Regions from separate parts of the Homo sapiens genome. Here region 1 is linked to region 2. Evidence: read pairs that join two places in POLR2A ChIA-PET (ENCODE). Cell type or tissue: Panc1. All regions are shown on one strand. Each heading gives the region's core, and the rest is flanking DNA. Links, peaks and the distances in the headings are about the cores only.

Evidence for each region. ChIA-PET counts read pairs that join two places held together with the same protein. Peaks named below come from ENCODE experiments on the same cell type or tissue, not always from the same donor. Only the 100,000 strongest peaks of a DNase experiment are listed, where the experiment ranks them.
Region 1: POLR2A ChIA-PET joins it to region 2 with 5 read pairs; 6 of 35 experiments call an interaction of 5 or more read pairs at or near these places.

What each region holds. Positions count from the first base shown.
Region 1 is chr2:73,200,899-73,205,280 of GRCh38, reverse strand. NOTO (notochord homeobox) reads right to left here and starts at 2,707. Exons shown (of 3, transcript NM_001134462.2): 1 at 2,233-2,707. The coding sequence starts at 2,614. RefSeq lists an enhancer at 1,313-1,864. In Panc1, for the core only: no CTCF peak of the experiment used is centred there; no DNase peak of the experiment used is centred there; H3K4me3 peaks cover 850 bases.
Region 2 is chr2:73,258,298-73,262,679 of GRCh38, reverse strand. FBXO41 (F-box protein 41) reads left to right here. Exons shown (of 13, transcript NM_001371389.2): 10 at 1,822-1,940; 11 at 2,133-2,291; 12 at 3,384-3,499; 13 at 3,636-4,382. The coding sequence ends at 3,698. Among named protein-coding and RNA genes, the nearest start is that of FBXO41, 24 kb to the left of the region's middle. In Panc1, for the core only: CTCF peaks have their summits at 1,982 and 2,196 (motif pointing right); a DNase peak (open chromatin) is centred at 2,207.

The DNA.
Region 1 (4,382 bases), core at 157-4,156, 57 kb after region 2:
CTTGGCCTCCCAAAGTGAGGGAGTTACAGGGGTGAGCCACTGCACCCAGCCAGGGCTAATTTCCTCAATAGAAAAGAGCATCTACAAATAGATTGTTTTAAATAACCAACTATACATATGGGCAAAATACAAGAACAGTAGTTCACAGAAAAAGAAATACATCACGAGGTCAGGAGATCAAGACCATCCTGGCTAACATGGTGAAACCCCGTCTCTACTAAAAATACAAAAAATTAGCCAGGTGTGGCGGCATGTGCCTGCAGTACCAGCTACTCGGGAGGCTGAGGCAGGAGAATGGCGTGAACCCGGGAGGCGGAGCTTGCAGTGAGCCGAGATTGCACCACTGCACTCCAGCCTAAGGACAGAGCAAGACTCCGCCTCAAAAAAAAAAAATAAAAAAATAAAAAAAATTAGCCGGGCATGGTGCTGGGGCTTGTAATTCCAGCCACTCCAGAGGCTAAGGCAGGAGAATCACTTGAGACCGGAAGGAGGAGGTTGTAGTGAGCAGAGATAGCGCCACTGCACTCCAGCCTGGGAGACAGAGTGAGACTCCGTCTCAAAACAAAACAAAACAGAACAAAAGAAAACAACTAACTTGAAAATGAGGCAACTGTAACATGAAGTAGTAAACTGTAATTCAGACCTCAGGTGTGTGAAGAGCTCAGAGAAAGGTGACTGGGAGTGATGGGCACAGCTCCCAGATCCAGTGGTATTGAATTTAGATGGGGCTGCGAGTCCAAGGGTTAATGCACTGCTGAAATGGGGTGAGGAAATGCAGGATTGGGGTGGGTGCCACGGAGTAGGAACCCGGCAAGACTGTGTTACAACTATCTTTGTATGGGTTGATAAGGCTTGGACTAACTTTGCTCCTGTTTTCTTCGTGGGGACATGGGGAAACATGAACCTGGCAACCAAAAATGGCAAAAGCACGTGTAGGTGGATGTTTAATGCTAGAAGGCAAAGTTCCCTCTATAGTTACTTTTTTTTGTTGATTTGTTTGTTTGAGACGGAGTCTCACTCTGTTGCCCAGGCTAGAGTGCAGTGGCGCAATCTCGGCTTAATGCAACCTCAACCTCCCGGGTTCAAGTGATTCTCCTGCTTTAGCCTCCTGAGTAGCTGGGATTACAAGCGCGCGCCACCACGCCCTCCTAATTTTTTGTCTTTTTTTTTTTTTTTTTTTTTGAGACGGAGTTTCGCTCTGTCGCCCAGGCTGGAGTGCAGTGGCGCGATCTCGACTCACTGCAAGCTCCGCCTCCCGGGTTCACGCCATTCTCCTGCCTCAGCCTCCTGTGTAGCTGGGACTACAGGCACGCGCCACCATGCCCGGCTAATTTTTGTATTTTTAGTAGAGACGGGGTTTCACCGTGTTAGCCAGGATGGTCTCGATCTCCTGACCTCGTGATCCGCCCGTCTCGGCCTCCCAAAGTGCTGGGATTACAGGCGTGAGCCACCGCGCCCGGCCAATTTTTTGTCTTTTAAGTAAAGATGTGGTTTCACCATGTTGGCCAGGCTGGCCTTGAACTCCTGACTTCAGGTGATCCACCCGCCTCGGTCTTCCAAAGTGCTGAAATTACAGGCGTGAGCCACCGCGCCCAACCTTACAATTACTTTCTCATGAGATTTAAGTGCCTGGCCCTTAAGCACTACTTAAGAGCATTGCATGCACGCAGGCTCAGAGCGAAGTGTGTAGCTCAAGTTCACAGACGTGAGCAGTGGAGGCGGTAGTGGGGTGTGAGCCTTGACCAGCTCCTAACAGCTCCTCGCTCAACAGCACCGCCCGGAGCGTCCACTTCCCCCTACCCCGTAAAAAAAAAAAACAGGGCCATTGGTTCGGGTCGAGAGCCGCTTTGGGAAGCGTCTCTGTCACTAAGCGCTACCCCGGGGTGTGCGAGGGAGTCAAGGGACGCGGAGACCGGGAGCAGGGCTGGGTCCCCTTGCAGCCCCAGCGCTGGCCTCCTGCCCACCGCATTCAGGCGCTGCGCCGCCCTCACACCCACCCTCTCCCACCTCAGCAGCGTGCGGGGGAAGCCTCGCGCCGGGGTCTTTTTCAGCAAGACTGTCGCGGTCCTCGGCTTCAACTGCAAGGTAAACGGTGGCAGAGCCCCTTCCCACTCCAGCCGTGTGTGATTCTCACACTCAGTGCCCTCTCCTGCACTGGGGCGCCGGCAGTGGCGACCTAGGCTCTCCAGCCCCCGCCCAGTCCCCCGCGTGCGGGCGCCGGGACCGCAGTACCTGTGACGCCGAAGCCCAGCAGGCCGCAGACGGGAGCCACGCGCGGCCCTGGCACAGGGTAAAAACCTACGCTCAGGTAGGCGGGCAGCCACGATGTCGGGCAAGCCCAGGGCAGACCCCCGGTGGCGCACAGGGAAGCAGCGGTCCAGAAGGCCGGGTGGACGCAGGCGGAGCCCGACGGCTGGGAGGCCGCCGGCGCGCAGGGGTCGGGCCTCGCCAGGATGGCCTCGACCGAGAAAGGGGACTCGAAGCGTCCGGGAGCGCGGGGCGTGTTCGGGCCAGTAGGGGACCTGGGCGCCGGAGAGCGGCCAGAGCGCGGAGGTCGGACCCGAGAGCCCGAGGGAGCGGGTGGCGGGCTGCCTCGCGGCCTGGGGCTAGGCATGACGCGGCCGTTGCCCGGACGGACGCAAGGAAGGGAGCTCGGGAGAAGTGAGAAGATTCTGCAAAAGGCAGCGAGCAAGACCGGTTGTCTGGGAACCTCCTGGCGCTCGGCGAAGGCTCTTAAATTTGGCGGGGCGGGGCATGGGGCGGCCTCTCCCCACTGCGGTCCGGGCGGGGCCCCCAAAGCCTGTGAGCGCCCGCTCTGTGCGAGGCAAGGTGGGCACAGCACCAAAGAGTGTGTTCCCTCCCTTCCTCCGCTTTTAAAAATGCCCACCCTGGGGCGGTCGTGGGGAGGACTCTGAGCTCGCTGGTGATCCTGGGCGAAACACCCAGCCACCGGGCTCCGTCTTTCTCCTTTGCTCACTGAAGAAGGGATGCCCGTTTCCCCGGGGCCTTGCAGAGGCGGAGCTGTGATCTGGAGAGCGGTAGGGCAGTGCCTGCGGTCTTGGCCTCAGCTGACCCGCGCCGTCCTTGACGCAGAAGCCTCGGCCAGATTCACCTAGGACCGCGCGGACTTTTTGTTTGTTTGTTTTAAAATGTAAATATTTTATTTATAAGCACAGTGATAAGTACATTTTCCATCTGGCCTCAGCCCTTTAGTTTCCCTGCCTTGAGATGCGCTGTGATTACCAATTTCGTTCTTTCTTTAATATTTTTTTTGGCCAGGTGCAGTGGCTCATGCCTGGCATCCCAGTACTTGTGTGGGAGGCCGAGGCGGGAGGATCGCTTGAGCTCAGGATTTGATTTGATTTGATTTGAGTTGATTTAGGGGTAAAAGATATGGCCACTATGTCTCTAACCTTGGACTTTTAGTATATAATTCTGTGTTTCCATACATAATTATCAGTTTTCTGTTGTGTCATTTATTCCTTCTTCAGACTGTAAATTCCTGAGCATAAGCATTAATATCTCCAATTTACATATTAGTAAATACAGCAAGAGAGGTTAACAGAACTGCCTTGTTTCAAATCCCCTAGGTATGTGGTTTTAATTTGCATTTATTTCCCTGAAGACCGTTCATTGTGAGCATCTTTTTACATGCTTATCAGCCACTTGGATATCCTCTTTTGTGTGAAGTGCCTGTTCAACTGGTTTGCTTATTTTTGTATTGGGTCACTATGTTTTTCTTATTGTAAGAGTTTTATGTATAGATAATTTGGAATCAAGTCCTTCGTTGTAATATACATAGAAGCAGATAACCTCTGTCACTCTGTGGCCTGCCTTTTCATTCTTTTAGTAGTCCTTTTTTTTTTTTTTTCTGAGATGGAGTTGCCCAGGCTAGAGTGCAGTGGCACAATCTTGGCTCACTGCAACCTTTGCCTCCCAGGTTCCAGCGATTTTCCTGCTTCAGTAGCTGGGATTACAGGCATGTGCCACCACACCCAGCTAATTTTTGTTAAGTATACCAAAAATAAAGCCAAACGAATAACAGACTTTATTTTTATTCATTTATTTATTTATTTAGAGATGGAGTTTCACTCTTGTTGCCCAGGCTGGAGTGCAATGGCACTCGGCTCACTGCAACCTCTGCCTCCTGGGTTCAAGCGATTCTCCTGCCCCAGCCTCCTGAGTAGCTGGGATTACAGGCACCCGCCACCATGCCCAGCTAATTTTTTGTATTTTTAGTAGAGATGGGGTTTCACCATGTTGTCCAGGCTGGTCTTGAACTCCTGACCTCAGGTGATCCACCCGCCTTGGCCTCCCAAAGTGCTGGGATTACAGGCGTAAGCCACCGCACCCAGCCCTACAACAGACTTTAAAAAGACCAC
Region 2 (4,382 bases), core at 163-4,162:
CTCAATCATGTCTTAGTTTCTCAAACTGCAAAGTAAAGGTGGTATTAGGAACTATGGACCTTAGGGCTGTTGCTCGCCCAAATGAGATCAGGTACACAAAGCCTGCAGGGTCCACAGTAATTGTTCAGTAAACACCAGCTAAAAACCACCAGCTTTGTTTGACATATGAAAGGTGGTTCAGGGAGGTCAGTGTATGAAAGAGCTGGTCATTGGAGAATCCAGGTTATGAAATCATTTCTCACTCTGTTTGGAGTTCCTCTAACACACCAGGCTCTTTTGCTCCCTACATTTTGCCTCTCTCCACGCGACAGCTCCTCCCAGTCATCCAGTGTGCCTTCTGTAACACCCTGGGTAGAGTGTGTCACTGCTCCCCTGCCTCAATCCCCACTGCATGTTGCCCTGACCCCTCTGTCATCTACTTTGCAATAATTTCTTTTTTTTTTTTTATTTAGTTTTTGAGACAGAGTCTTGCTCTGTTGCCCAGGCTGGAGTGCAGTGGTGCAATCTCAGCTTACTGCAACCTCCACCTCCCAGGTTCAGGCGATCCTCCTACCTCAGCCTCCCAAGTAGCTGGGACTACAGGCATGGGCCACCATGCCCAGCTAATTTTTGTATTTGTAGTAGAGACGGGCTTTCACCATGTTGGCCAGCCTGATCTCAAACTCCTGACCTCAGGTGATCTGCCCGCCTCGGCCTCCCAAAGTGCTGGGATTACAGGCATAAGCCACCGCGCCCAGCCCTACTTTGCAATAATTTCTTTATATTTCTATCTCCTCCACCAGATGGGTTGTTCTCAAGGCAGAATCTAGGAATGTCCATTTCTGTATCCCTAGTACCAAATGCATAATAGATGCCAGAGAGATGTTTGTTGCCTGGGCAAATGTTGAGGGTTGAAATGTTTAGGGAAATGGCATTTGGTGTGAATGGAAAGGAAAGTTGGGGCAATCAGGAAGGGCCTTGCTAAGGAATTTAGGTTTTTTTGCATTTTATCTAGAAAGTATTGGAAGCTATTTGGCGGGATTTTAGATTTTAAGAAAGGGATTAAGATCAGACTGTTAATGTTCTATGCCCCCCACAACTTCTGCCACCAAAGAGACTGTCCACTCTTTGAGGGTAGAGACCATGTCTATGTTGTCACCGCTGTACCCCCAGGGCCTAGCTCAGTTGTTGTTGACTTGATAACCACTTGCTGAATGGCAGAGTGAGTGGATGTAGGAATGAGGGGCTCCCTATCTGCAGTGTGGAGGATGAGATGCAGGGAGACTAGTGCTAACCCAGAGAATGCCAATGGTGGTCTGAACTGTGGGTTCAAGAGTACTTAAGGCCGGGCGCAGTGGCTCACACCTGTAATCCCAGCACTTTGGGAAGCCGAGGCAGCAGATCACTTGAGGCCAGGAGTTTGAGACCAGCCTGGCCAACATGGTAAAATCCTGTCTCTACTAAAAGTACAAAAAAATGAGCCGGGCATGGTAGTGCATGCCTGTAGTCCTGTCTACTCGGGAGGCTGAGGCAGGAGAATTGCTTGAACCCAGGAGGCAGAGGTTGCAGTGAGCCGAAATTGCACCACTGCACTCCAGCCTGGGTGACAGATTGAGACCCTGTCTCAAAAAAAAAAAAAGAGTGCTTGGGAATCAGAATCTGCAGGACTTGGTGGATGAGATGAGGGCAGAGGAGTCAGGGATGATCCTGGTTCTCTGACTTGACCTGCTGGGTTGTTGGAGGAATGCTTGCCTGAGTCAGGGAGGGGTCCCACAGGAGGAGCATGCTGGGTTATCAAGCATCCAGAGACTTCCCTGACGGCTCCCCCTTCCCATTCTCCAGCCAGCAGCCCACACGCTTCAGTAACCGCTGCCTGCAGATGATTGGTCGCTGTTGGCCCCACCTGCGGGCCCTGGGGGTCGGGGGTGCCGGCTGTGGGGTGCAGGGCCTGGCATCACTCGGTGAGTCTTTCCTTGGACTGGGGTGGTGGGTAGTGGGAAGCAGGCATGGGTGCAGTGCTGCCTTGTGAAATCCCACAGGGGCTTGGGGCTGCAGCCTGGGTGGTGGCAGGTGGCAGGGTGGTAGCCAGGGTGCTGGCTGCAGGGGTGACCTGGGGAGTGTGTCAGCAGGATCCCCCTTCTTCCTCTTCCTAGCGAGAAACTGCATGCGGCTGCAGGTCCTGGAGCTTGACCACGTGTCAGAGATCACCCAGGAGGTGGCAGCAGAGGTCTGCCGGGAAGGCCTGAAGGGACTGGAGATGCTGGTGCTCACGGCGACTCCCGTCACCCCTAAGGCCCTACTGCACTTCAACAGTGAGCACTGGGGGAATGAGGGGCAGGGTACGACTATCACCTGCCACGGGGCCCTGTCAGCAGGTATCCTAACTATCACTGGGGCAGATGGATCAGAGTCTCCAGCCAAGGGCAGAGGCAGGGGGACAGGTTAAGAGCACTGGTTCTAGAGCCTGACTGACCTAGGTCCCAGGTCTGGCTCTGCTACTTATTAGCTGAGTGATGTTGGGCAAGTTACTATACCTCTCTGAGTCCTGTATTCCCATCTTCTAAGCTGACTTTCTAGGATGGGTGAGAGGATTAAATGAGATGATATATGGAAGCCCCCCCAAGGACAGTTCTCAGGGTGAAGACTCCTCTCTCCCTGGACTCCAGATCATACCTCCTTGGCTTCCACACCTTTCTCAAACCACCCACTCCACTCTCAGTCACTACTCCACCTGCACTGAGGACCTGGCACCCAGTGTGGGCTGCTCCTGCCCAAGGAGACCACCAGCCAGGACCCTTTGGCTCCTGAGAGGACCCCATGCCAACTGCGCCAAGGTGCCTTGACCCTCTTTCCAAGACCTTCCTCCCCCTTCAGCCACATGGGATACCCTGGACTTTACCACCAGAACTAACTGCTCAGCCTCCAGAATCATGACCTCCAGGCCCTTCTCAGTCGCCTGATCTTCCTCTACCTCCCCCGACTTCACGACATATCCAGTCCCTGAAGCCCTCTGTCCCCAAGTATTTGCCCCACCTCCCCCTCCTTTGTGCTTCAGCCTGGATCCACGAGCCCCACCTCAGCCACTCTGTTCCTTGCCATTCATCCCCAAATGCCCAGACCATGGTATAGCTGCCCCCTGTGTCAGGGAAGTTCCTAGAGGCTTTGGACAGCTGGTGGCTGCCCACTCACCCTCCCAGAGGCCAATGCAGCCTCTCCTGTGCCTCAGCCCCATCTACCTCTCCCCGCATCCGGTCGCCAGCCCCCAGGTGGCATGAGTCTGCTCTCCTCTGTCGTGTTCCCGGTAGCTGGCACCTGATTGTCTGATTTCATTAATTAGTGAGAGGAGAGGAGGCAGCTCCACAGCCCAGGCCAAACACGCCCCTACTTTGCTCACCTTTTCTCAGGCATCTGCCGGAACCTCAAGTCCATTGTGGTCCAGATTGGGATTGCGGATTATTTCAAAGAGCCCAGCAGCCCTGAGGCCCAGAAGCTGTTTGAGGACATGGTGACAAAACTCCAGGTGAGGGGTCAGCTCTGAGGCTGTCCAAGACCCCAAGTGGCATCCCTAGACTGGGGCTGGTGACCTGGGTGAGTGTGGCAGGAGGGCCCCACCTGCCTGGCACGGAGGGAGAACTAACCCAGGGTTCGGTCCGCAGGCTCTGCGACGGAGGCCCGGCTTCTCTAAGATTCTGCACATCAAGGTGGAAGGCGGCTGCTAACCCGGGTAGGGGGCGGCAGGGCCCCTGCCAGCCCCACACCAGGGCACTCTCTTTGGACCTCAGAGGGACCCTGGTTTGGACTAGACCTTTGGAGGCCGAGTGTTATCCCTGGCTTCTGGAGGGGGACTGTCAAGTCTCCTGTCCTCCTCCTGGAGCAGCAGAGCAACAGGCCTGACCCAGGGCACTGCCTCCCCAGTACAGGGGCTTGGACAGAAGCTGCCCTCCGACCCCCACCCTACCCCGGCTGGAGTAGCCTCTGGCACAGCCAGTGAGGAGCTGTCACCACCAGCGCCTGGTGTCATCACCTGGAGGATCTGCAATAACCACCCAGTGGCTCCTCAGCTGTTCTGGCTGGCCTCTCCTTCCTGAGGCCCAGCCTCCTGGTCAGGAGCATCTGGGGCCCCAAGCCAATGGGGGCTCCACAAGGCAGCTCAGACTTGGCAAGGAGGGCTCTTCTCCTCAACCTTGCTGCAGCCTTCTGGGGGCACCCCTTCAGACAGCCTGCCCAGGCTGTGGATCCACATTTCCTGGGGGTACCACAGCCAGACCTAGGGGCCTGGGCACGTGGTCAGCCAAAAGCTGGGGGCAGCAGTACAGTGGGGTAGTGGGGGTGGGTTTGGAAAGGAAACAGTCACCCAGAACTTCTCCCCAGGATGAGACCACCCTTCCAAGGTGGGGGATTGC